3 separate regions of the Homo sapiens genome follow, and regions 1 and 2 are each linked to region 3. The links are chromatin loops, found by intact Hi-C in ENCODE. Cell type or tissue: heart right ventricle. All regions are shown on one strand. Each heading gives the region's core, and the rest is flanking DNA. Links, peaks and the distances in the headings are about the cores only.

Evidence for each region. A loop is a pair of places that touch in the nucleus more often than their neighbours do. Peaks named below come from ENCODE experiments on the same cell type or tissue, not always from the same donor. Only the 100,000 strongest peaks of a DNase experiment are listed, where the experiment ranks them.
Region 1: it touches region 3 in a loop (12-fold over the local background); 16 of 110 quality-filtered maps call a loop at or near these places.
Region 2: it touches region 3 in a loop (4-fold over the local background); 26 of 110 quality-filtered maps call a loop at or near these places.

What each region holds. Positions count from the first base shown.
Region 1 is chr7:38,741,328-38,752,036 of GRCh38, forward strand. VPS41 (VPS41 subunit of HOPS complex) reads right to left here. Exons shown (of 29, transcript NM_014396.4): 23 at 4,232-4,286; 24 at 2,075-2,215; 25 at 658-794. Among named protein-coding and RNA genes, the nearest start is that of AMPH, 120 kb to the left of the region's middle. In heart right ventricle, for the core only: a CTCF peak has its summit at 6,838 (motif pointing left); no DNase peak of the experiment used is centred there.
Region 2 is chr7:38,655,577-38,666,285 of GRCh38, forward strand. It overlaps the pseudogene KRT8P20. Among named protein-coding and RNA genes, the nearest start is that of AMPH, 30 kb to the left of the region's middle. In heart right ventricle, for the core only: a CTCF peak has its summit at 5,139 (motif pointing left); no DNase peak of the experiment used is centred there.
Region 3 is chr7:38,447,474-38,455,473 of GRCh38, forward strand. All of the region lies in intron 11 of AMPH (amphiphysin), which reads right to left. Among named protein-coding and RNA genes, the nearest start is that of TRG-AS1, 110 kb to the left of the region's middle. RefSeq lists enhancers at 5,915-6,084, 6,801-6,970 and a cis regulatory region at 6,000. In heart right ventricle, for the core only: CTCF peaks have their summits at 4,542 (motif pointing right) and 4,742; a DNase peak (open chromatin) is centred at 5,925; H3K27ac peaks cover 1,388 bases.

The DNA.
Region 1 (10,709 bases), core at 2,410-10,409, 300 kb after region 3:
CAGCATCCTGAAAAATAGTAATTGCTAGAGTCTTTTTAAGGAAAAGATTAAGATGCTTTGTAATTAGTATAATAATTTATATGAAAATAATGAGTTCCACTGTTCTTATGACAAATTCTGATTTAACAAGGATAATAAAGTTGCACTATTCTAGAAAACAGACAAAAGGTTAAATAAAATCCTATATTTTAACAGCTTTCAGGCAACAGACTACTGAATGGCTTCAAGAAAAATTATTACCTTACTGAAAAACATTTTTGTTAATTCCCTCAAACGGATACAATACTTATTCTCCCTAAAAATGTTGGGGTGGCCCGATCTAATGGCCACTATAACTGCTTTCATACTCGCCTCGATTCCATGTTATATTAACCATACAAATGTAAGAATGTCTGCTCAAAAACAAGTGAAAATTGGAGATGGCTAAAGAATCAAATAGCCTTCTTAAGGCCTTTAAGGTATTACTGGACAACGCAATTTTAAAGGTGATGTTTCTAATTACTCTATTTGAACAGTTTTCTAAATATCTGGGCCTAAATAAAATGTAACCATAAAATCGAAAGTTTTTAACTGATACCTAACATAAACCCTAGAAATATTTATCCAGTACTAAGTCAACTAATTCAGATGCTCATTTGTCCAAGAAAGGATACTTACTTGCAAATTGTAGTCTTGCAGAATTTTAACCAAGGAATCTCTCAAATTGGGGATCTCCATTCCTTCCTTAATACGGTGAATCAGTAGAATTGGGTCAACATGTGTGCCAATGTTGTTTAACAAGCCAGTAATAAATGCTACAAAATACCACATAAAACAATGAACATATAAGCAACATTATAATGCAATTTTATTTGCACATAATTTGCATATAATGCAATTTTAGATCAAAAGTAACTCAAAGAAAAAATTATTTCCTTCAAAGTAAGTGTTAAAACCATTTGAATTTCTAAACTCTTAAGAATTAATCTTCTAAACTTCCAAGAACTAACGCTCCTTAAGACATGAAGGAGAAAGTAAATAAGAACTGTTTTAAAACAGTTGAACAAATGATTACTTGCCTTCAAAATACAGTTTTTAGCATCAAATGGGTGTAAATAATATTTATTGACAACTGACTATGGCTCAGGTATCATATACACTTTCCTCAAATACTGTGCAAGGTAGGAATGCTGTGTCCCCATTTTACAGACAAGGGAAATGGGGTGTTTAATTTTTCCAGGGTCACACGGCTAATAAGTAATGTGCCCAAATTCACTCAGGCCAGCCTCAAGTTTATGATATGTTCTGCCACATCACTTTGCCTCTTGAGATCCTTAAACTACTACTTTATCTTGCTAGTTACAAGTGAGATTCTTTATATTGTCAAGAGGATAGTTATTAAAGTCAATTTCAGATTAAGGTAGTTACATGAACACAAAGACTTCCTACCAAACTTAAAAAAAAAAAAAAGGAAAGAGGAAATTTCAAATCACTACTGCTAGTTATTTTCAAAAGAGTTGGGTTTCTGTTAGGTGACTGCTTTTGTTTTTTCCTTTCCAAAATGGGAGACCCAATGCAAACAGTCAAGCTGAGGACCAACAAATACAAACTCTGGGTGTTGTACTGATAAAAATAGTGCAGGAAAGAGGCTAAATACTACAACACAAACATCCAAATATCATCAATGTCCAGAACAGTTACATGTTTCCAAAAAAGACTGGTAAGGTCTATACACTTAAACTATAAACACTCCCATATACAAGCTAAAAACAAAAAAAAACCACACCAACACAACCCAGATGACATTTATTCAATTTGCTTGCAGCAGGTAAAAATATGCCTCATGGGGACACAATTAATAAACTGTGTAGCCACCTGTTCTTCATCACATGCAGGTAATGCAAAGTGATGAGGCTCCAGGTTTTCCAGCACAGGAGGAGTATTGGAAATCATTACAACACACCTGGCCTATTTTTATTGTAGGTACGCTACCATTTTCTTAACCCAATGTATCTTGAAATAGTTTTTAATCTAGACATAACTGGTTACACTGAGAGAAAAAAAAGTTATAACCAGAGATGGCTTTTATGCTTACGTGGTTTGTCAATGGAATATAAAATCAAATCTTCCCACAGCTCTCCATCATCTTGCTCCTTGGCAAATTCGATTGCTTTATCAACATCATGTAATTCCTCCATAATCATCTTCAGGGCACTTCGGCTATTACCCATTCGGCCTTGGTGGGGTGAAGATGGGAGAAAGAGTTCATTTAAGGTATTTTAATAATTTTTTTAAAGAAATTGCATATCTCTTAATTTGTTTACATAGGTGGAAAGCTAAGACAAGGCTATTTTCTCATGTGACACCAACATTTACTGTCTATAACATAGCAAAATAAGTATCTCCTATTTACTGGATATTTACTCTGTACTGAGTACTCATTTAAGTGCCTCATATAAATGACATCATATAACCATCACTACAACCCTATGAGGCATGTTCTACTAATATTCCTCTTTTATAGAAGAGGAAATAGAAATGTTAGTAGCTTGCTAAGATCATACAGCTACTAAATAGTACACTGTGAATTTGAAGCCAGGTCTGTCATACTCTGACTTACTTTTGATAGACTTATATATATTCTGGAGGTCAATACCTTCACATGCAGATACACTTAAAATGTTTAAAGGCCCTAAAGTCATTCTGCCTCATGAGGTAGCTGTGCATACTGCTTTTCTGATACACTTTGTGCCAACTGCAAACTCAACTATCAGAGGGCTTCCTCATTTTCTTCTCTCCCACGTTCAGGGGAAGGCCTTTCAATAACCCTCATGAGATGAAAGTATTTATCAACCATGCCTTCTATTGGCTAATTGTCTTTACATACTTTGCTCACTGACCTATGGCATTTTAATAGTTTAAAGTTTTCCATGAGTTTTTAATATAGTGCATGTAAGAAAGCCTTACTCAGTGGAGGGACAACAACTGCCTGGTTGTAGGTTGTCACCCTTACCCCTGTCTCTGGGCTTGCAGGAACTAGTAAAGGATCTTGAATCCTTCCCCCTGCACACGGCCATTATCAACTGATAAAAGCTGGCTTGTGAATGAAATGATATCCCATTTGATACCCCTTCCACAGCATTTTGTGTTTCTTACAAATATTATTTCCACAGTTTATGTCTCTAAAAATGGTTAGTTATTTAAAAATGTTTACAGGATTATCAAGTTTTTATAAAATCAGACTATATGTCCCTAATAAGTCCTCTACTGCTTCTAAGACAATATGACAAAAATTTATTCCACCAAAATATTTCTTGGGGAGAACACTGTTTGGAATTAGTGAATTGATGAGCTACCTAAAATTGTGATTAGAACCCCAGGAACATGCTGAAGTAACAAAATGCAGCCCCAAAAGCACTTCTCCTAAGAAGGGCAGGTGCTATAACTGGACAGTTCTGGGTTTGTGGCTGAGCACCCATGAATCTGCATACACATAAAAGGGAATAGAGGATTTGGATTATTTTTCAACAGAGGCAAAGAGGCCAATGAGAGTGAGTGCTGTATAAGGGAAAGGCGTAAAGCGGAAAAACCCTACTGAGGTCAGCAGGGAAGTGACAATGGAGAAACACCAAATATGAATGTTATGTTATATGCTACATTATGCAATCCTCAGTACAACCCACATTGTTGTCATGCACGTGGCTCATTTTGGAAGAATGTGAAAAGATGACAAGTTTTGTTTCTTGGTATGCATGGTACAAAAATTGTGACTCATGTGGAGGTAGGAGCCAGAAGACCAGGAACACTGACACCTAGATTATATTAAAAAGCTCTCCTCCTTCTCCAAAACTATGGTATTCAATTGCATTTCCTCTAGTTATTTAGGGTGTGATTTCTAAAAGTGATTATTTATTTTCTACCAATATGATGGTAATATAAGCTGATTATAATTTTTTAGAAAATGAAAAAACTTGTCAACTCATCTACAACTTAATCTATGTTGTGAGGTATAAACTGATAAATTTTGATATGTTGATTATACATTGCCAATATGTTATTTCAACATTTATGAAACAACTCTTCCTTCTTTACTGTGCTGTGAAGTCTGTTTCATATATTAAATTATTGTAAAAATAGGCTCATATTCTGTGTTACGTTGGTCTAAAACCTATGTCCTTTCTTACACAATTTACTTCATGTTGTCATCCCATTTCTTAGTTTATGGGGACCAAAATGAATAAAAGCTACTTACTCAGAAGATAAACTGTCTCTTCTACAAAGTTTCTCTGTTGACAGATCTCAAGAGCCTTCAATTAAAGCAGGGTAAAAATGTTACTATAGGCGACCAAATAAGAACAAACAGTAATAAAGTCATTTAAACTTACACTTGAAAGAATTTTTCCACAGCTTCTTTAAAAATAAAACAAAGCAAACAAATAAAGAACACATCTCCCTAGAATAGCTGCACTCAGTTACCTCTCAGAGGTACTGGACTCTACACAATTCAATTTAAAACATATTTGAAGCTACTCAGAACATTTCATGAGCAAGAGTAGAAAACAAGACACCAAATGAAAAGAAAGGGCCTTTCCCACTAAGCTTTCTCTCTTTACACTACTTCAGGTTTCCTTACAGCACTGCTTCCTTCCAAATCTGTAGTCATTTGTTTAAGCTCTGTTTCCCTCCATTAAGATGTAAGGAATGTTGCTCATGGTTGAACTTTTCCTAGTATTGTGCATACCATAAGCTCAGGAAATATGAATTCATGCTGCATGAATGAACGAATGAATGATTGAATTTACTAGGAATATTTGTACTGCCAGATCACAGGGGCTGAAAGAGAACTCTGCTCAAGGATCTGTCAAAGGTGAGAAGGAAAAAACACTTTTGATGATCAAGAAGGATCCAAAAAGGAGCAACTATGCAGATGAGAGCATTTCCATTAGTCTTAAAAAAAAAAAAAAGACCTACTATATATTGATAAATTACTTACTAATTCTAAATTAATCAGGATACATTTACTATATTCTCTGTGCTGGGTGCTAGAGGGTCAGGTTAGATAGAGATGCAAAGATGACAATAATAAAAATGTTAGTGATGATTATAGGTAAGAGGAAAACAAAGAAGAGAATAATGGAGGAGGCTTAGTAGGAGCATTAGCAGCATGAGTCCACCCCCGGGAGCTCAGGGTCCAGGAAGTGACAGAGATGTGACAACGCATTATTCCACGATTAGAGTAACATGAACAAAGGGCCATGTGTACAGAGGAGGGACACTGAAACTGTGTGGTCCTCTTGTGAGAAGCTTCAAGGGGAAGTGGCATCTGAACCGGGTGCAGTATGATGAATGAGTGCACCTGGGAAACCTTATCTCATACCCTGCCTACAAAACTTTCTATTGCATCGCTCCACTCAGACTTAAAGCTGAGAATCTCTACCACGACTTACAAGGCATCCACAACCTAGCCCTTAATTTCTGTGCAGCTTCACCTGCCTCTGCTCACCTCTCCATTGCGTCCCCTTGCCTGAAATGCTTCCCTTACCCTGACTCTCCACTATTGGATGGCACTACCTTACGTCATGAGGTCAAGGTCACCCAAGGTGGACGAACAAGAGGAAGGAGCCCCGGTCTCTGACCCCGCGGCATGGTGCTCTCAGCAGGGCCACTCCACCAACACTTCCACGTGACAGAAAAAGAAACTGTTGCTCTGTTAAGCCACAATTATTTTGGGATTTTTATCACTCACAGTTGAATCTAATCCTAGCTAATACCGAGAAAATCTTCCTTTATTTTGATTAAAAATATGGTTTACCTATTCCTATATGGTCTTGCCTGTCAATCACCATTGTAAATGATGAAACTTTCTTACCAACTCTTCACTCTCCTGCAGTGATACTACTGCAGAGACAAAAAACATAAGTAAGAAGTTAAATAATAAAGCAAAATAGTGCAAATACATCAGAGGACACGGGATTCAAACAAAAAACCACTGAGAAGCCAACTGAGTGCCTAGATTTGTTCTGGGTGTTAAGATACAGATAGTTTATAGTTGAGTGGGACTGCCATTCACAGATAAATAGAACACTGTAATACAACTGAATAAGGAGAATGTTTAGAGAAAGATAGTCTGACTAATGATAAGCATTTATGCTGCTTAAAATAATTTATTATTAAAAGGTATCCATGAATCAATTCTGTACTTGGAAATTCACTTACACACTTTAAAATACCATTCAAGATTTCAGACAGAACCATTACCCATTTTCTTCTGCACATGAGAATGCTTAAGAACATGCTAGTCTCAAACCACAAAAGAGTTTGCAGTTTGAAGCCTCACCTGAGTTATCCAAGACAGCAGCCACTTGCTCTATGTGTCTATTTAAGTTTAAATTGATTAAAATTAAATTAAATTGAAATTCAGTTCCTTGGTAGCAATAGCCAGATTTCAAATACTCAATTGTGACATGTGGTTGGTGGCTACTATGTGGGACAGAGTAGATTATAAAACATTTCCATTGCTGTAGAATATGCCATAGAATAGCAAGGCTATAAGATCCTGTATATACTTTCAAAAAGGAAGTCATGTGGGAAGAAATGTCTGAAGGTAAGCTGAAGTTAGGAATGACACGGAATGTAAGCAGATGAGTATCACCAAGTTCAAAGATAATTTGAGTCTCTGAAATTTCAATTTCACATAATTTTAGATGTTTCATGATGAGTTTCTAACAGTATCTTAAATTATCCTCTTCTCACAAATGAGAAAATGGACTTTAGAAATCTCTAGAAATTTTGAGTAAAGTATAAAAAGAAAGCATTTAGATTCTTGAATGTTCCTGGACCATGGTGCTCCCTCTAGAGGAAACAGTAGGGAAACTAAGATTTTTAAAGTAGACACACACAACACATGCGCGCGCGTGCGCGCACACACACGCGGACAATGCAGTGAAAATAGAAGTGAAAAATCAGAATAATAATAGAACTTGAGTAAAAAATGATGCAAAAATAATATTTTAATTCTCCTCTTTCTGATTTAGTATGAAGGTAAAGAATGAAGTTAGAAAACTGAGGGTAACTAATAAGAACCTTATCAAATGTAAATTAAATAATTATTTCTACCTATCCTTGATCTCGTCATCTTTTATCCAATCTTCTCTTTAAATTTCTTTAATGAAAATCTGCAAACTTGGCATCTCTCAGCTTTATTCTTCCGAATTCAGAAATACTGCCACCTTGTGAATACTATTAGATATGAGAGCGATCACAAATTCCGGTATAAATCTGCTGAACTATAAAACTGATGATCTGCTCTTAACCACTCTAGGCACAAGCAAATCAGATTTGCAAAATGAAAACCAGTGCCTGATGACCACATCTGTAAATTACAGGACAGTTTAACAGTTAAAAAAAATAATCTTTCATGATTCTTGCAATACTAGGAAATATCTTATTTCCATTAACTTTTTAAACCTGAAAATGATTCCCCAACATAGTGGAAAAAATACAGAGCCTAAAATTAAGTCATCCAGGTTCTAAGTCTTGGTCCCTCAACTTATTAGCTCTAGACTTTAGGCTTTTTTCCAGCTCCCTAAGACTTGGCTTGTCATGTATAAAACGACTCTATCCACCTAACTGCACTTTTGTAGAGATTAAATAAAACAATATACATGAAGGCACAACATACATTATAAAGCACAAAAGAAATACAAATAATTTTTATTATCTTTAAAAATTGCTGTAGATATTATAAATTCCCACAAACTCTGTATTTCCTTTAGAACAAACAATTTCATAAAAGTTTATGATTAATTTTTGAATTTCAGAGTCGTGGTGATTTTAAATCCTGAACTCTGGCCTTTGATAACTATAACTAGGGCTTTTGATGTGACGTCAGGATCTTTCCAAAGTTTTGGGCCAAATACTATTGATTGTGGGATTTCAATCAATTCAAAATAAGGTTAACCTAGATTCTTGAAGATTTCAATCAGTTGCCAATCTGAAATCACCTCCTCTCAACAATTAGCCAATTGTTGGCAAAGGAAGACAACCAAAGGAAAGACAACCAAAATTAGAAAGATATAGTGTCTTCCCAGTAAAGGAAGACAACCAAAATTAGAAAGATATAGTGTTCTGCCAGAGGTAAATTATAAACAACAGTGGATCAATGGGTTCTGAATATGCCTTTGAAAGCTTAAACACTTCTCATTTAAAGTAGAAACAAAGAACAAAAAATCCTCTTGTACCAATAGGACTCAACAATCTCTAAATTCTAAGGAAGCAGACAGAAATTTCTTTGGGGAAAGGGAGGCTTTATAATTTCAAAGTTCTCAATTTCATATTCAGGAGAAAAAGAGATCACATTTTCTATGAGTCGCTCTTTATACAAAACAGGCAGACAGGTATTCCGTGCCCTTTACTAGCAAGCTTGGGATGCGTTTAATTGGAGAAATCCACTTTGTCATTCGCAAATTGGTACATACGATAGCTTTTCATGTCACATGTAAACATAAAAGGGATTTGTTTCTAAGATGACTGAGTATATACAGAATTCTTTCTTATTATTCTTTTTTATTTATTTAAAGAGAGTTTTGCTTTCTCGCCTAGGCCGGAGTGCACTGGTGCAATCATAGCTTACTGTAACCTCAAACTCTTGGGCTCAAGACTTCCTCCTCCCTCAGCTTCCTGAGTAGCTATGAATACTGACTGGCATGTACCACTACACTGGACTAATGTTTTTATTTTTGTAGAGACAGAGTCTTGCTATGTTCACCAGGCTGGTCTCAAACTCCTGGCCCAAAACTATTTTCCCACCCTCAGCTTCCCAAAGTGCTGGGATTAGAGGTGTGGGCTACCACACCCAACCAGAACTTACTTTAAGGAAAACGGAGTGAGAATCTTGAGTTAGTAATACTGTCATGAACCTCTCCTTTAAGACAGCTTTGGGTACCTGATAGGGTAGAGTGCTATGTTTTCTACAAATATACAGATTTCCCACAATAGGTCCTGACAAACAGATAATCTCTTATGAAGAAGTCTCAGTAACCTGAAACATGAAAACCCATTTAGGGAGTCCTAAAAATATGGATTACTACTTGATTATCTTATAATGGTCTGTTTCACCATTACCACCTCTAATCCATGCTCAAAATTCTCTTTCAGTGGGACACGAGATAAATTTTTAAAAATAACTGTGTCTAAAACATAATTGGTTTTACTATGCTTGTGCTGAGTTCTTTTACATTCAATATGTTGTTTCCAGTGGACCAGAGAGAAAAATTCTACAAGGTCTACACAAATGCTCTAAGCAAGCCATATGTGTAGGAAGCATCACATGCAGGTCTGCAACATTCTGCTGCTCCCTACTGGGTGAAGCAGGGTGTCTTCCACTGAGTACTACTAGACCCGAAAACTTTAAACCAGGTGGGCATAAAGTGTGTGAGAGATATAGAGATACTGGAACCTGGGTGGCGCCTCTGCATCTTGTGCTTAGGGAATGGGAAGGGCTGTTAATCACCCACATGTGACCTCTCTGTCTCAGAGGTCAATGGGAGACTTCAGGAGACTGCCACATCCTCTCTGAAATATACAATGTTCTCTTGAAAAGTGAGAAACAAATGAAGGAGCACTGTTCAAAGAATAAGATTCTCACTCTATTGCCAGGTTATAAAGTCCTATGTTGAGAGAAGAGGGTAGTATCTGTTTTTACTTTTAGAGTAAGATAATGAATTTCCAAATTAAGTCCTCAGAAAATGTCTTAGGGCCCCAAATATAAAATGCTAATGTCGTTTTATAAGTTAACAGGCAGGCAAGATTTTTTTCAATAATTGTGGACTTTAAAAATCCATTGAGCTAAATTGGTTCACAGTACTCCAATGCATTTAATAATCATGGGCTAAGGAAGCATACACGGAAGTTGTAAGTGTACATAAACTGTGTTATCATCCAGCTTCTTTGCACATATCTCTAATGGGTCAAATATGTTTTTTATTTTGTTGGTCCACACAGCTGACTTTCAAAAGTATCTGGCCATCCAAATTTAGTCAGACATTTGTAGATGTTAGTGGTAGATGGTATTGAGAACTGTAGGACATAATACTGTTGGCTTTTAGGCTGCCCAGTTGTTAGCACATATATAGTTAAGTACTTCAGTTTATTTTGAAACAGCAGTCTCATAAAACTTACTAGTCCTTATTTAGCCCGAACTAGGATCTTGCATGTATATAATTTATTCATTCATTCTCTCACTCATGATGCAACACACATTTAGTAAATGTCTAATGTGTGGTGGGTACTAGATTTACCAAAATGAGTAAGACAAATTCCTTGTCTTTGAAGAATTTCCAGGAGACAGAGACTAGTAAGCAGATAATTATAGTGGAATGTAGGATGTAGGAGAAACAAAGAAAAACATAGGGTAGACACTTAAAGAAGATAGGATGCAGGACCTAAGCTATGACCTCAGTTTATCAAACCTGATTCCTGACTGGAGCAACTGCTTCTGGCTTAGGACAGTCTGTGTCTCCCTCCCAGGCTCTTGACTCTGAGGTGTCACTCTGATCCTGGGAGATGGACTGAGACTTCTAATATATCATTTTTGCCTGATGGTTGATTAAGTCCTAGACCCTGGATTAAGCTGTTCTTCCAATTAAACCTGTCACAGAAATGCTTCAGCTCTTCACCAAAGTCTAATCCAATGAGATCTCCTTTTCTTGACAGAATGTCCCAGCCAAAAA
Region 2 (10,709 bases), core at 1,529-9,528, 210 kb after region 3:
CTCCTGCAGCAGCAGAAGATGGCTTGGAGCAACGTGGACATGTTCGAGAGCTACATCAACAACTTTATGCAGCGGCTGGAGACTCTGAGCCAGGAGAAGCCGAAGCTGGAGGCAGAGCTTGGCAACATGCAGAGGCTGGCGGAGAACTTCAAGAAAAAGTATGAGGATGAAATCAATAAGCGTACAGAGATGGAGAATGAATTTCTCCTCAGATGTGGGTGAAGCTTACATGAACAAGGTAGAGCTGGAGTCTCGCCTGGAAGCGCTGACTGAAGAGATCAGCTTCCTCAGGCAGCTGTATGAAGAAGAGATCCAGGAGCTGCAGTCCTAGATCTCGGACACGTCTGTGGTGCTGTCCATGGACAACAGCTGCTCCCTGGACATGGACAGCATCATCGCTGAGGTCAAGGCTCAGTACAAGGTGATCGCCAACCGCAGCCTGACTGAGGCTGAGAGCACGGACCAGATGAAGTATGAGGAGCTGCAGATGCTGGCTGGGAAGCGCTGGGATGACCTGGGGCGTACAAAGGCTGAGATCTCCGAGATGAACCGGAACATCAGCTGGCTCCAGGCTGAGATTGAGGGCCTCAAAGGCCAGAGGGCTTCCCTAGAGGCCGCCGTCACAGACGCAGAGCAGCCCGGGGAGCTGGCCATGAAGGGTGCCAAAGCCAAGCTGTCTGAGCTGGAGACCGCCCTGCAGCTAGCCAAGCAGGACATGGCTCAGCAGCTGCGTGAGTACAGGAACTGGCCCTGGACGCCTACAGGAAGCTGCTGGAGGGCGAGGAGAGCTGGCTGGAGTCTGGGATGCAGAACATGAGTATCCATACGAAGACCACCTGTGGCTATGCAGGTGGTCTGAGCTCTCCTACGGGCGCCTCACAAGCCCCGGCCTCAGCTACGGCCTGGGCTCCAGCTTTGGCTCTGGCGCGGGCTCCAGCTCCTTCAGCCACACCAGCTCCACCAGGGCCGTGGCTGTGAAGATCAAGACCCGCGATGGGAAGCTGGCGTCCGAGTCCTCTGACATTCTGCCCAAGTGAACAGCTGCGACAGCCCCTCCCAGCCTGCCCCTCCTGTGGCTGCCCCAGAGCCGGGGAGGGAGGCCGCTGTGCAGGGGAGCAAAGGGAACAGGAGACCCACCTGAGGCTCACCCCTAGCTCTCAGCCCACCCACGGGGGAGTTTACTGCCTGGGGACACCCTTTGCCCATGCCTCCAGCTACAAAACAATTCAACTGCTTTTTTTTTTTTTTTTTTTTGTACAAAATAAAACCTCAGCTAGCTCTTTCAAAAAAAAAAAATCAGTCCCACAAGGTCCCATCAGTCTCATTCTGCAGGCCAATGAGGATTTTCTTCATATTTTCAATGTGTTGAGAAGAATCTGCAGAATGTTAGGACATATATAGACAGATGAAAATACTCACACAAGGAGTAAGAAAACCTTCAGAGGAGGCAAATTTGCAAAGCAAGAACTGTGCCCCTCCCCAGTTCTAAGTCAACAACCACCCCATTAAGAGTCTATCTTAATTCTGGGGCTGTCAGCAGGTTTCCTTTCGCCTGCTCTTATTTGTTCATTTTATGGAACACAGTAGTCTGCCTTTTTTTTCATGTCTAAACTCATTTCCTGTTGAGAAAGTTCATAACCATGGCACAACAGTAATCATCTTGCATAAGTTACTCAGCTCCTTTCTGCTCTTGTTTCCTCATCTCCAAAATAAGAATAAAAATAATACTTCTTTTATAAGGTTGTGTTGAGGATCAAAATAGCTAATATATGTTAAACCCTTGGAACAGTTCCCGGACTATAATCACTGCTATATAAATGTTTGCCATCATCCTTCTTGGATGGTTTCAGTGCCCCTCGGTTACCTTTGCCATGACTCTTATTTATTTATTTATTTATTTTTTGAGATGGAGTCTTGCTCTGTTGCCAGGCTGGAGTGCAGTGGCGGGATCTCGGCTCACTGCAACCTCCGCCTCCTGGGTTCAAGCAATTCCCCTGCCTCAGCCTCCCGAGTAGCTGGGACTACAGGCATGTGCCACCACATCCAGCTAATTTTTTGTATTTTAGTAGAGATGGGGTTTCACCATGTTGGCCAGGATGGTCTCAATCTCCTGACCTCATGATCTGCCCACCTTCTGCTCCCAAAGTACTGGAATTACAGGCGTGAGACAGTGCGCCCAGCCCCCAGGACTCTTATTTTCTAAATCCTATTAGAACATCTTCTTTTTCTTTTTTTTAAAGTCAGGATCTCACTCTGTCATCCAGGCTGGAGGGTGGTAGCACAATCATAGCTCACTGTCACCTGCAACTCCTGGGCTCTAGTGATCCTCCCACCTCAGCCCCACTGAGTAGCTGAGACTACAGGTGCATGCCACTACATGGGGCTAATGTATTAATTTTTTTTGTAGAGATGGAATCTTGCTATGTTGCCCAGGCTGGTCTTGAACTCCTGGCTTCAAGAGATCATCCCATATCAGCCTCCCAAAGTGTTGGGATTTCAGGTGTGAGCCACTGCACCAGCCCTATTAGAACAAATTTCTAAATTATATGGGAATGTACAAAAACAAAAGATAAATCTGCCTGTAGAACCTTAAAACAGTTTCATGGTCCTCATAAGGTTCTTCATATTCAGGAGAGCGGGCATTGCAACATGTAAAGCCTATCTCGAAGAAAGAGACTTTTGCCCAAAGTCTATATAGACTAAGCCTCTGTCTACATTATGTCTTCTTCTCAAATCACCTCCTTGACTTCATATTACCATAATAATCCACATCCCATTATAAACTTTTAGCTTTTAGCCAGATAGGCTGTTTTGCAAAAGAGGAAGGCAATGGGGGGCTTTTGATGTTACTTTTCAGGAGTAGTTTTCCTTACCTTCTTCCTGTTGGGCCCCTGGGATCTTATCTGCCTTTAAGTGTTATAATAATTCCAGGTGCATTAGAGTATCCAATATGCCACTGAAATCTACCTCTCCCCTGATATTAACCATACACCAAATAAAAGCAGCACATAATAAAATCATCCACATCCCAAAATAGAAAAAGCACCCAAATTGTTTAAATTTTACATAGGGAGTAAGTTGTATCACACTCTATGCTAACCATGTTTATAACCATTTATGCTTGCACATATGTAATTTAAACAGCTATTATTGAGCATCTGCTCCATGTATGTCAGGCACTAGACTGGGCACTGGCAACATACTGGAACAATAACAGGGGTGGTTCTGTTGGGGAGGCAGCTAAGACAGACCAAACAGTGGGAGTCCCAGAGGTTTACTCAATAATCATGCTAATTAATACAAGCAAACCTTCCAACTGAGTTCAGTGTTCCAGGTAAAAAGGAATGTAATACAAAAAGCTGACCTGGGCTTGTGGGTCATGGAAAATTTCTCTGCGGAAGAGACATATGACAAATAAAGAATTGTGAAGTTACCCAAGGTAAGAGAAGAAAGAACATATCATGAAGCTAGATCAGGAAGCACAAAGGCCCTATGGTGGGAAAGAAGATGGCCAGTAAAAGATGCGTGAGTCATTCATGAGACAGGAACCACTGGCAGAAGACAGGATTTGTGGGGGAAGAGCCTCAGTTCAGTCTGGGACATGAGGTGTCTGAAATACCTTTGAGACATATCAAGGGAAAATATGAAATAGGTGGTTGGATATATACATCTGGAACTCAAAGGAAATGTCTGAGCCAAAGACATAACTAGATATAAATAGCTTACAGATAGCAGTTAAAATTAATGATCTTGGATACAGTTGCCTGGAAAGAAAGCATATAATGAAAAAAGACCACCTTGACAGACTTCACTTTTAATGGCTGAGTAGCAGATAAGCCCACCAACTAGGTTAAGAAGGAGCATCAGAGAGGTAGAAAGGACACCAGGAGAATGTGGTAGCACCCAAGGCAAGGGGAGGAAGAGCTGCAAGAAGGTGGAAGTTGTTAATAGTATTTAAGAACATTGCTGAATCATGTAGTAAAATAAGGTCTGAACATCATTGGATGTATTTGAGGACAGGGAGATCACTGTTGACTTTATCAGAGCTGGTTCAGGGCAGTGATTGTGGGAATGGGAGAGTGATGGGCCATGACATTCAGCCTTAAATAGGTTGAGGAAAGATTGGGAGTTAAGAAAGTGGAGACAAAAATTTTAGGCATCTCTTTCAAGAAATCTGGTTGTGAAGGAGAAAAGAGATATGCAGTGGTGGGATAAAAAGTGATTTGAGTAGCTGTTTGCCTGGATTGGCAACCTGAGCCGCCCCACCCTTCCCGTGCAGCGATCTGGGTGCAGAGGGGCCCTCTCCACTCCATGCCAGACAGATCTCCAGGCATTCAGACACCTGCTCACTGGAACAGCAGTCTGAGTCACCCCAATCTTCCTGTGCGGAGATCCTGGTGCAGGAGGCCCTCCCCACTCTACACCCAGGCAGAATCTCCATGCGTCTGAAGCACCTACCCTCCTGGGTTAGAAGTTTAGGCTGACCCCAATCTCCAGGCAGAGAACTCAGGGATGAGGAGGTCTTGCAGCTCCATGCCGAGGCACACCTCTGGATGCGAGGTGGCCATCCACTGGATTCTCCCTCAGTGCTGGTACTTGTGCCTGCCATCAGGGGACCTACAGGTGGACCTGCCTGGTCTGGCCCTGCCCATCTTGCTTCCTCCCCTCCACTGGGGCTGAAGAGGGAGCTCAGACCACCGTGCACTCCATGAATCAACCCATTTCCTGAGGCAAGCGAGAGCTTCTTCCAGTAAAAAAAAAAAAAATGCTATGTGGATGGGATCACATATATTCCCATCCACATAGCATTTTTTTTGAGACAGGTTTTCACTCTGTCACCCTGAGTGTAGTGGTGTGATCATGGCTTACTGCAGCCTTGACCTCCCGGGCTCAAGCAATCATCCCACCTCACTGTCCCAAGTAGCTGGGACCCACAGGCACATGCCACCATGACCAGCAATTTTTTTCATTTTTTGTAGAGACAGGGTCTCGCTATGTTGCCCAGGCTGTTCTTGAACTCCTGGACTGAAGGGATCCTACTTCCTCTGGCTCCCAAAATGCTGAGATTACAGATACGAGCCACCATGCCGGGCCACACAGCCAGCTCTTACCCATAAGCGCCATCTATTGGCTTGTAGGTCAAATTGCACAGCCCAATATAAAACCTGGTGACAGAAGAGCATAGGGCTACGCAAGCAAAGCCAAAAGACCCTACCCAGCATTCTCTACAGTCACACACCCTGGGGTGGGAAGGAAGGAAAGGGAAAGAAGAAAAAAACAATAATATTATTGGAAAAAAGGAAAGAAAAAGAAAAAATTCTACCTGCATGAAAATAGTTACTAAAATTAGAAGGGCAAGCATCTCTAGATGAAAAGGAACTAGTGCAAGAAACCTGGCAAAATCTGAATGTAGTGACAGTACCAAAGGATCACACTAGCTCCCCAGCAATAGTCCCTAACTAAAATGGAAACTCAGAAATGATAGCTAGATAGATAAATAATTCAAGGCATGGATTGCAAGTAAGCAGCAATGAGATCCAAGACAAGGTTGAAAGTCAACAAAAAGACATTTCTAAAGCAATCCAGGAAAGGAAGGAAGAGGTAAACATCTTCAAAAGAAATCAACCAGAACTTCTGGAATTGAAAAACTCACCTAAGGAATTTCAAACTACAATTGAAATCTTTATGAACAGACTGCACCAAGCAGAAGAAAGAATTTCAAAGCTTGAAGACTGATTTTTTGAACTACCCAGTTAGATAAAAATAAAGAGAAGAGAATTTTTTAAAATGAACACAGTTTTCAAGAAATATTGGATTATGTGAAGTGACCAAAATTATGAATTACTGGACATTAACAATAGATACAGAAGAGAAGAAAACAACCATGAAAACATTTGAGGCAATAATTCAAGAAAAGTTCCTAATCTTGCTAGAGAGATAGACATCCAGATACAAGAAATCTAGAGAACACATGTGAGATAGTGTACAAACTAAACATCATCAATGCATATAGTCACCAGACTGCCCAAAGTCAATGCTAAAGAAAAAAATCTTAAAGGCAGCAAAAGAAAAAGGTCAGATCACATACAAAAAGAACCCCATCAGGCTAACAGTAGACTTCTCAGAAGAAACCTTACAAGCCAGGAGAGATTGGAGGCCTATTTTCAGTATTCTTAAAGAAAAGAAATTCCAACCAAGAATTTCATATCCTGCCAAACTAAGCTCTATAAGCAAAGGAGAAATAAAATATTTTCCAGACAAGCAAGTACTAACGGAATTCATTACCAGTAGACCTTCCTTACAAGAGATCCTTCAGGAATTTCTCAACATGAGAACAAAATAATGATACCTACTACCACAAAAACACACATAGCCCACAGACCCTATAAAGCACCACACTATAGAAACTACAAGGCCACCAGTTAACAACTTCATAACAAGATCAAAACCTCACATATCAATATTAATCTTGAATGTAAATGGTCTCAATGCCCCACTTAAAAGGCACAGAGTGGCAAACTGGATTTAAAAAAATAAGACCCATTCATCTTCTGTTTTCAAGAGGCCTATCTCACATGAAATGACACTCATAGGCTCAAAGTAAAGAGTTGGAGAAAAAAATCTGTCATGCAAATGGAACACAGAAAAGAGCAGGGGTCGCTATTCTTATATCAAATAAAACAGATTTTAAACCAACAACAGTAAAAAATGACAAAGAAGGACATTGCATAATGATAAAAGATTCAATTTACAGAGGACTTAACTATCCTTAATATATATGCACCCAATATTGGAGCACGCAGATTCACGAAACAAGTACTTCTAGACCTATAAAAAGACTTGGACAGTCACACAACAATAGTGGAGGACTATCAACACCCCACTGACAGCATTGACAGACTATCAAGGCAGAAAACCAACAAAGAAACTCTGGACTTAAATTCAACACTTGACTGATTGGATCTAATAGACATCCACAGAAAACTCCACCCAACAACCTTGGAATATATATTCTTTTTATTTGCACATGGAACATACTCCAAAATCAACCACATGGTAGGTCATAAAGCAAGTCCTAATAAATTCAAATAAATCAAAATAATTCCAAACGTCCTCTCTGATCACAGTGGAATAAAACCAGAAATTAATACCAAGAAGTCTTTCAAAACCACGCAATTACATGGAAATTAAACAATTTGCTCCTAAATGACTTTGGGATAAACAAATAAAGCAGAAATAAAAAATCCTTTGAAATAAAAGAAAACAGAGACACAACATACCAAAATCTCTGGGACACAACAAAATCAGCATTAAGACAAAAGTTTATAGTGCTAAAGACCTACCTCAAAAAGTTAGAAAGATCTCAAATTAACACTCTAACATTACACCCAAAGGAACTAGAAAAACAAGGACAAACTAACTCTTACACAAGCAGAAGAAAAGACATAACTAAAACCAGAACAGAACTGAGCAACGTTGAGACCCCGAAATCCATGCACATAATCACATAACCAAATGTTTGTTCATTGAAAGGATAGATAAGATCAATTGCTGCTAGCTAGATTAGTGTAGAAATAGACAGAAGATCCAAATAAGCACAATCAGAAAGACAAAGGTGGCATACAACCAATCCCACAGAAATATAAAAGATCCTCAGAGACTATTATGAACCTAGAGAAAATGGATAAATTCCTGGAAACACACAGTCTGCCAATATTGAATCAGGAAGAAATTGAAACCCTGAATAAACCAATATTGAGTTCCAAAATTGAATCAGTAATTAAAAAAAAAAAAAACCTACCTACCCAAAAAGCCCTGGACCAGGTGGATTCACAGCCGAATTCTATCAAACATTCAAAGAGGAGTTGATACCAATCCTACTGAAAGTATTTCAAAAAATCAAGGCGGAGAGACTTCTCCCTAACTCCTTCTATGAAGCCAGCATCACTCCGATACTAAAACCTGGCAAAGACACAAGAAAAGAAAACTACAGGTCAATATCCCTGCTGAACATAGATGGAAAAAATCCTCAAAAAATTACTACCAAAGCAAATCTAGCAACACATCAAAAAATTAATTCTCTATGATCAAGTAGGCTTCATTCCTGAGATGCAAAGTTGGTGCAACATATACAAATCAATAAATGTGATTCATCACATAAACAGAACTAAAAACAAAAACCATATGATCATCACAATGTGGAAAATGTTTTTTAATAAAATTCAACATCTCTCCATGATTAAAACCCTCAAGAAACTATGCTTAGAAGCAATATATGTCAAACTAATAAGAGCCATCTATGCAAACCCACAGCCAACATCATACTGAATGAGCAAAAACTCAGACCATTTCCCCTGAGAACCAGAAAAGGATGCCCACTCTCACCACTCTTATTCAACATAGTACTAGAAGTCCTTGCCAGAGCAATGAGGCAAGAGAAAAAAATAAAAGGCATCCAAATAGGAAAAAAGTCAAACTACCTCTCTTTTCTGATGATATGGTTATATACCTGGAAAACCCTAAAGACTCTACCAAAAGTCTCCTGGAACTGATAAATGACTTAGTAAAGTTTCAGGATACAAAATCAGTGTACAAAAATCAATAGCATTTCTACATATCAATAACCTTTAAGCAGAGAGCCAAATCGGGAATGCAATCCCATTCACAATAGCTGCCGAGAGAAGGAAGGGAAGGGAAGAGAAGGGCAGGGCAGGGCAGGGCAGGGCAGGGCCTAGGAATACATCTAACCAAGGAGATGAACTACAAGTTCTACAAGGAGATCTACAAAACACTGCTGGAAGAATCATAGATGACACAAACAAATGGAAAAACTTTCCCTGCTCATGGTTTGGGAGAATCAATATGCTTAAAATGGCCATGCTGCCCAAAGCAATCTACAGATTCAATATTACTGCTATCAAGCTACCAATGTCATTTTTCATGGAGCTGGAAAAAACTATTCTAAAATTCATATGGAACCAAAAAAGAGCCAAAATAGACAAAGCAACCCTAAGCAAAAAGAACAAAGCAGTAGACATCACATTACTTGACTTCAAACTACACTGTAAGTTAACAGTCACCAAAACAGCATGGTACTTGTACGAAGACAGAAAGATAGGCCAATGGAACAGAATAGAGAACCCAGAAATAAAGCCACATACCTACAGCCATCTGATCCTTGACAAAGTCGACAAAAATAAGTAATGGGGAAAGCACTCCCTATTCAATAAATAATGCTGGGATAGCTGGCTAGCCTTATACAAAAGAAAGAAACTGCCCCCCTCTCTTTCACCAAATACAAAAACTAATTCAAGATTATTTAAAGACTTAAATGTAAGACTTCAAACTATAAGAATCCTAGAACAAAACCTAGGAAACACCTTTCTGGACATTGGCCTTGGAAAAGAATTTATAACTAGGTCCTCAAAAGTAACTACAACAAAACCAAAAGTTAACAAGTAGGACATAATTAAACTAAAGAGCTTCTAGACAGCAAAACAATCAATACAGTAAACAGACAACATATAGAATGGGGGAAAATATTCACAAGTTCTGCGTGTGACAAAGGTCTAATATCCAGAATCTATAAAGAACTTACGCAATCGAACAAGCAAAACCAAATAACCCTATTTAAAATGGACAAAAGACATGAACAGATATTCTCAAAAGAAAAAAAAAGAAAAAAAGCAGCCGGCTGGGCAAGGTGGCTCACGCCTGTAATCCCAGGACTTTGGGAGGCCGAGGTGGGTGGATCACCTGAGGTCGGGAGTTTGAGACAAGCCTGACCAACATGGGGAAACCCTGTCTCTACTAAAAATACAAAATTAGCTGGATGTAGTGGCGTATGCCTGTAATCCCAGCTACTTGGTAGGCTGAGGCAGCAGAATCGCTTGAACCCGGAAGGCGGAGGTTGCAGCGAGCGGAGATCACGCCATTGCACTCCAGCCTGGGCAACAAGAGCGAAACTCCATCCAAAAAAAAAAAAAAGAAAGAAAGAAAGAAAACAGAAAAAAAGGAAAGAAAAGCAGCCAACAAACATGAAAAAATTCTCTTCACTACTCTTCAGGGAGCTGCAAATCAATACCACAACACACCAGTCAGAATGGCTATTACTAAAAAGTTAAAAAAAACAATAGACGCTGGCAAGACTGTGGAGAAAACAGAATACTTACACACTGTTGGTGGGAATGTACAATTAGTTCAGCCACAGTGTAAAGCATTGTGGGGATTTCTCAAAGAAAAAAGAACTACCATTCAACCCAGCAATCCCATTGCTGTGTATATAGCTGAGAGAAAAGAAATCATTCAACCAAAAAGACACATTCACTTCTATGTTCATCACAGCACTCTTCGCAATAGCAAAGTCATGGAGTCAACCTAGGTGCCCATCAACAGTGGACTGGTTAAAGCAAATATGGTGCATATACGCCATGGAATACTATGCAGCCATAAAAAGGAATGAAATCATTTCCTTTGCAGAAATATGTATGCAGCTGGAAGCCATTATCCTAAGTGAATTAACATAGGAACAGAAAACCCAATGTTGCATGTTCTCACTTATAAGTGGGAGCTAAACAATGGGTACTCATGGACACAAAGCACGGAATAATAGACACTGGGGACTACTATAGAGGACGGGGAGGGAGTGGGGCAAGGGCTGAAAAAAAACTACCTATTGGACACTGTTCAGTACCTGGGTGATGGGATCA
Region 3 (8,000 bases), core at 1-8,000:
GGCATCATTTTTATAAGCATATCAGGTAAAAGAGATTTCAATATATAACTATAGCCATAAAACATTTAGTAGTGATGCATCTGTAGGTAGTTTGCAAGTATTTGATTGACCCAGAAATCTAGCCTCCAGAGCACACACACAACACATTTTCTGAGGATCTTAACCTTTAGAATTTGAATAAAATGTATAAAATCTGTAAACACCTCAAAAAAACCACTTAGAAGTAAAACATATAGTCTCCAAATCATCCTCATGGCTGCATGCAAACAGACAGATAAACACACACACACACACACACACACACACCCATACACAAAATTTCTTTAATCATAACACAGTATTATAGTAAGCCAGATTACCATGAGGGCATAGAGATTTTCATCTTTTCTTCTTCTAGAGATTTTCATCTTTTATTCTTTCATTAAACATATTTTGAAAACCTTTACTATATCCTAAGTATTGTGCTGGACACTTGTGACTTCCCAATGAGGCAAAAGAGGTAGAGTAGGAAGCTTAAGACAGAGAGGTTAAATAAAATCTTTAGGAACAAGGCCAATCAGAAGTTATCTTTTATGTAATAGAAATACCTTTCATGTAAAAGTCACAATTTACAATTTCTAACAGTGAGTAAAGTTTTAGCATTTCATCAACAATTACAATGAAGCAGTGGCCTAGGAAAGTTTACCTTCGTGGTTAGAAGCTTATAACAAGATTGCTCCAGATGGGTACATTACAGTTAATGTGAGTCATATAGCACATGGACAGGGTTCAAGTGCTTTATATTGCAGTCTTAGAATGGAAAATCGTTCAGTCATTTAAAATGATGTTGCCAAGTATTTGTTCCACAAAGTTTATTGTAGTATACTAGTCCTTCCTTATTTGGAGGAGTTATGTTCCAAGATCCCCAGGGGATGCCTGAAACCACAAATGGTACAGATAGTACTGAACCCTATACACACTATGTTTTTTCCTATACATACATACCTATGATAAAGTTGAAGTTATCAATTAGGCATAGTAAGAGATTGATGACAACAGCTAACAGTAAAATAGAACAATGATAACAATATACTGTAATAAAGGTGAATGTAGTGTGAATGTGAATATAGTCTCTCGCTCGCTTGCTCTCTCCAAATATCTTACTGTTATGTAGTATTTTTGGATCATGGTTGACCATGGGTAACTGAAACCATGGAAAGTGAAACTGTGGATAAGGGGAGACTGCTGAACAGAGAATTAAAAGGATAGTATAATGCAGATCCCTTTACTCACAATCTAGACCTATCGATTGTTCTCTCACATTTGCTTTATGTGCATACCTATATTTACATAATCCTGAAATGCTCTAGGAATGAGTTGACACACAATAAACTAGACCTTCTAGGAAATTGTTTTCCTACTTTGTTTTGTTTTGACTTTGTTTTTTATTAGAACAAGTTGGTAGGCTGCAAAATCATTCCTAGTGTAGCACGTGGGTTTTGTTCATTGCTTTTACATATATTATGACTAATTGTATAAAGGCTGACAGTCATGAGAATAGAGTCAGCAAGGAAGAGGGATAGGGCCTATGCTTATAATGAGGTTCTACTCTGACTAGTGGAAAGACAGATGACTAAACTGGTTGAGTAAAGGCCCTCCTACCACTATATCATGGTATTTACCAATAATGCACTGATATGTAACAACCTGAAGAACTTTGCTAATATCAACACTCAAACGAGTTCTAGAGAACCTGCATCCTGGATACTAAGGATAGAAAGAGTGATATCGATTTGTTCATTTACTGAATGCCCGGTACTGCTCTCTTTCGGGTGCTTACAATGCTGTCACACATAGCCTACAGCATTCTGCTTTCCACTTCTGCACTAGGAGAGGCAAGGTTCAGCAGAAAGACGGCAGGTTTGCTCTTCTAGAAAGTAGGACTAATGACATGTAAATCACAGGATTGATGTCAAGGTTAAACTGAATGAGACCTTGCAGAAAGATATTTAGTAGCTTTCCCTGTTCTGTAGACAGAAAAAGCCTAGGCACTGTTAGCAGCTCTGGAGTCAGAACCTTGAAAGATAGTGAAGCCTAATGACCCAATGATTTTAAAACATTTTCAGAATACCAGATGATACATAAACTGCACTGCTTGGTTACTCCTGCTCAAGGAATGGAACAATGATGTTGGTAATCCACCAGGGCAATGAACTGACTAAATTTGGGCTTGAAATGCACTGTGTGGTTTTTCTTCCTTCTAATTTTCATCTTACTAATTCTTTCTGTCTTAAAATAATGTTAACATGTTTACTTTGAAAAATAGCAAGAGAAAGAAGAGGCAGCTGGTCCAGAAATATGTTATGTTGAAAAGCCAGTGTGGTATTTAGAACCAGGTTACAGATACCCAGTAAGTGAGAGATGCATATGTTCATAACTGCAGGCTGGCCTCTCAGGATTACATGGGTGAAAAAACCATTTCATGGACTGATTCTGCAAGTTGAATTCTATTTCAGTTCAATTGGCTAGGGAAAACAGCATGATTTAATGAACTTAACAAGTAAGATGCAGTATTAGGCTGGAAAACAGAGACATAAGGGTAGAAAAGCCAATGGTGCTCAATTGGTCCCAACACTCAGGATTGAAAGGCTGTGCTCATGTCTGCATGGGAGCATGGTAGGCATTCCTATGGCGTGATAAGCAGGGCTTGGAGAAATAAGCTTGGATGTTCAAGGGATAATTCCTCTGGATTTGTAAAGGGGAAATCTTTGATCAGAGAAAATATGCAATATCATAGTTGGAGAAAGATTTAGGAAAAATAGTTGGGGGTATCTGCTATGAAAAAATCCTGAGACAGGCAATATTTTCTTCCTCTCTGCCACTGGACACAAAGATAGACTCTGGCAAAGAGGGACCCTGCCCCAAGCCCTGAATCTAAGGGGACCGTCATGCTTTTGAGCACCTTTCTTACAGTTTCCTAAGTCTTCCTCTGGCAGAAGGGACCAGCTGCAGCTGCAGTGCCATCTGGTCAGGGCATCCTGAGAGCCTGTACCAGGACTGGGCTTTGGTTGCCATATCTCCCCTTCGGAGCACTCCCCAACACTACTCCATGTGTACGGTCGATTATATGCTTCTGGAACTCTAGGGCTCCTATCCACAAAGGTGTTGTGAGCATGAAGATGGGGCCTGTTTCCAGGAGGGTGAGTGGTAAGATGGTGAGACTGTTCTTTTTGGTCAGCTTGGCATTTCACTTATGGAAACCCCTGAGACTGGCCATCAGAATGTTGCTGATAAGCTTATTTCAAGTGACTCCAACTTTTTATATGGAAGAGGTCCCCAGCAAAAAATATTTGCTCAGGGCCATAATCCTAAAGGGAGGGTGAACATTGGATTTAAAATCCAGTCATCAAGTTAGAAGAAAAGCCAATCCAAAACACTTTCTTTTTTTTTTTTTTGAGACAGGGTCTCGCTCTTGTCACCTAGGCTGGAATGCAGTACTGTGATCATAGCTCACTGTAACCTCGACCTCCTGGGCTCAAGAGATCCACCTGCCTCTCAGCCTTCTGAGCAGCTGGGACTACAGACACATACTGCCATGCCCAGCTATTTTTTTTTTTTTTTGTAGAGACAGGGTCTCACTGTGTTGCCTAGACTGGTCCCAAACACCTGGCCTCAAGCAATCCTCCTGCTTTGGCCTCCCAAAGTGTTGAGATTACAGATGTGAGTCACCATGTCTGGCCCCAAAACATTTTCTGAGGACAAGAATTGAAAAAGAGAGAGAAATAACCTTGCACATACACACATATTTATGTGTGCATATACATGTATATATACACATGCACACATATATACGTGTGTATATACACATATATACACATGTATATATACATATATACGTTATATACACGTATATATATGTGTATATACACATGTATATATACATATACGTGTGTATATACACACATACATGATTGCTTTATTTTTTGTCTTGATCTCTTGTTAGAATCATATTTATATGGAATAGATTTGATTTCCAGGGACAAAATATCTTTTAAATCTTTATTTCTTAAAGTGTTTTACCAAACACCCATTTCCTAGGAAAGCATATTTTGGGGGTGAAGGAGAGACTGAGAAATTCTTCCCTAAACAAAGTTGAATGGAACTTTGTTACAGAACTTTTCAGAGCCTTAAACATGCCGATGTAAACTGTGAAAAATCAAAAGGGATGTAGCCCCTCAGTCTCATGTAAACAGAGACTCCCTTTTCAAAGCATCTAATGATACTAGTTTTCCTCATAAACATGCTTTGGAAAATGCTGTTTTAAAAGAATAATGTAGGGACACAAACACACAAAGAGGAAGGGAAAGAAAAAGAGAGAGAATGGATTTCTAAGTTCTTAGGATGGAAAAATAGGGAACAATTTTTTGGACCTTTGGAAGATCTGTTTTTGTAAACACAAAACCAGAAAAGCAAGTAAACCATTGGGTCATAACCACGGGGCATCTCCCTACAAGCAGATAAGAACATTTACCAGAAAAAATTCTATGCTACATTTAAAGTTTGGGCCATTAGAGGGCTCTCCAGATCTAATGGATTTCTGTCTTCAATCCCAGGACACACTCAGGAGAGAATCATCACCGTGATGGTGCTTGGTGGAGGAGACAAACAAATCCATCTGAGACTGGGTACATTTCAGTCATTACATTTTGAGCTTCTGGGCAGGAATAACACAAATGCTTTTCTTCCCCCATTAAGTGCATGATAAAAATAGCAAGCTGGGGACATAGATCAATCTTCTAAATGTAAATGACTCATTTAAAAAAATTAAAATAAATGTAGACGGATCATCCTATATTGCTATATGTGTCAGAGAAAACCTTTTCAGGTACATCAAAGCTGTCTAGTTTTCAATGCTGTACTTCCTTGCAGTTAGCATCTCATTTTTCCCAGGTATTGTTATTTATTCTCTTTTATCTATTTATCTGTAGATTATCAAATACATTATTGTCTGGATGATACAGTTCATTCACTTATAATACGTAGCTCGACCTATAATCTGATCAACACATCTAAGGTTATAAGCACTCATGTGTATGTGTATGTGTCCAACTACCCTAAATATGGAAGACTTTGAGTCACACTAGTTTTGAAGGGAGCAGTTATGAATGGTCAGTCATAGCACACACTTGACTCAGCTGGGTATTTCTCTGGAATAAATCTATTAATTCACTGTGGTGCTTTGTTAATGGTCACTGATTAGTGCCATGTGGAATCCTGATAACTTTAAACAGTGGCTCCCACAGTGTGGTGCCAACACCAGCAGCATTAGCAGCATTTTCCTCAGAAATGCAGATTCCTGACCTCATCCCAGACCTGCCAAATCAGAAACTGCTGGATGGGCTGAAGTAACATAAAATGGCTATTTATAGCTACAGAGGAACAAGCCACTGAAGAAACTGCCAAGATGCTTCAGGGAGAGACAGCATCTGTATATTTTTAATTAAAGCCAGATTATGTCACTCAATAAACCAGAAAGCAGACAGAAATATAAATCCCTGTTTCACTCCCGCTTTTGACATCTTGACATGAGACAAATGGTCATTTAATCCATGGAAACACTCCAAGTCATACTCTGTGGTCCAGCTGCTAGAGCCATGTCGCTTTTCAGATTTAGAAAAATGGCAGAAACCCCTTTCTGACTCCTCCCCAGATTAGAAGAAAACAATATAAATAAGGCTGTGCCCCCGAAAATGCACTCCTATAATGTCTCTGGTGCTTAGTTCTTCCAAAATTGCCTGGAAGACTGAAGGATGTGACACACAGCCAGTGAGATATAAGAGGTATTGATGGAGAGACACTGAAAGCTCCCACATTCCTTTCCCAGCAGCCTTGGGGTTATGCATAAAGCACTAGCAAAGCCTAGGCAAGCAGACCCGGGAATAGTGTCCTCACAGGAGCTGCAGCTGGAACATGCTTCTGTTTGGAAAGGCACTTCCTCTGCCCCAGTTCTTAACTTTTCCCATCACTCTCACTCAACAGTACCAGCAAAAGCGAATGCTCTTTTAAGTACTTAGGGGACTCTCCTGGCATCTGTAATTTTCAAAAGTGCTTTGATCCTTTTTCCCCCCACCATCAAGTGTCCTTACCTATGAGCCAGCAAATTACAAATACAAAGAAAAAACATTTAAAAAGAAAGAACACTTCTGAACCTCATCTTTACTTCACAATGAGTCTGCATGTCATGTTGTCTCTACTTCAGTTGCCTTGTCTACCAAATGGGGATGTCCTCAGCTAAGCACACAAGGCTTCTAGGTGACCAAAGTCTCTATTTGTGATGGAACTGAGAGGATGCTCTTGGAGGGTCCAGGTCAAAGCAACTGAGTAAGGGTATTGTTGCCTTAAAACACTCCCAGTTCGAAAATTCATGTAGCGAACAAAGAGAATGAAGCTGGGCAGTAGCAAATGCAAAGGGACTGTACAACTTTGGAAATTAGAATTGCTCAAGTTTGTCCCAGGACAACTGGGAGATGCTGGGTAAGATCCTTTGGCACTAAGACAGCTATCCCTGGCGGCATCTCGGTATCCACAGACATACAATCTGGCCATGCACCGATAAACACCATTCTCAAAGGAGCTGCTAAATCACATCTCAAGCCCCAGTTAATTTTATCAAACTCAGCATCTTATGCATACAACAGAAGAAAGAAAACAATAGCTCAAAGCATTTTGCCTATTGATAAGTGTGCTTGAAAAGAATGAAAAATCATGATTTGCCACTGCATTGTGTCTGAGTTTTTATTTTCTGAGGTCCCTATTATTATCAATACACCATCTCTGCTATTATTAATATGATGTGATTATAATCGGCATATTACGCATAGTGTAGTGATTGATGTACTCAGTAATTATAGTACTGCATTAGCACCTCTTGTAAAATGTAAATATTATTCCAGACCCTGAGAACACTGAGAAGAAATAGTATCACCATGACTTCTGTATGGTCTTTTACTTGTAGAAAAAAGAGATAGTTTCAGTGACACTAGAGGCAGCTCTGGAAGTCATGATAATTCTTGAGTCAATTAAAAAAAAAAACACAAAAAACAGCCACTAGCAGGAACAGGCCTGCAAGTAGCTGCGGTGGGATATGTGAACCCAGGTATATTCAAAATCAGTAGGAACACTGACTTTCATTTGCCAATTCATGTAAATAATATGCCCCTGTTGAAGGACAAAAGACTTAAAATTATTCACCTCTTTCAATTTCATTTCCTATCTCTACTAAGAATCAATAGAAGACATAAACATGAAATAATATATAAAGAGATGTTTATCGAAGTGCTGGTGAAGCAACAAAAAAGTTGGAAGCAACTTGTGGCCAATAATCAGGGGTTGGTACAACCAACTGAGAGAATACTATGGGCAAATATGTTTTTGCAAACACAATATTATGACATGAAAATATGCTCAATAAAATTAAGTAGAAAGGTCAGAAATACATGATAGTACAGTCTCAATTTTATAGTGCAAAATTGATATATACTCAGTGATTTGGGAAGACTAAAAGAAGACAGACCAAAGGGCACTAGTGGTCATGTCAGAGTGGTATGATTTAAGTGATTATTAAAATTCTTTTTTTTTTTTCCTGAGATGGAGTTTTGCTCTCGTTGCCCAGGCTGGAGTGCAACGGCACAATCTTGGTTCACCGCAACCTCCGCCTCCCACCTCCTCCTGCCTCAGCCTTCCGAGTAGCTGGGATTACAGGCATGCACCACCATGCCCGGCTAATTTTTGTATTTTTAGTAGCGACAGGGTTTCCCCTTGTTGGTCAGACTTGTCTCGAACTCCTGACTTCAGGTGATCTGCCCGCCTTGGCCTCCCAAAATGCTGGGATTACAGGTGTGAGCCACTGCGCCCAGCCTACAATTCTTTATTCTGGGAGATTCTCAAGATGGCCGACTAAAGAAAACTAGTACATGCTTCTTCCACAGAGCGGAAGCAAAATAGCAAGTAGATGTTCACAC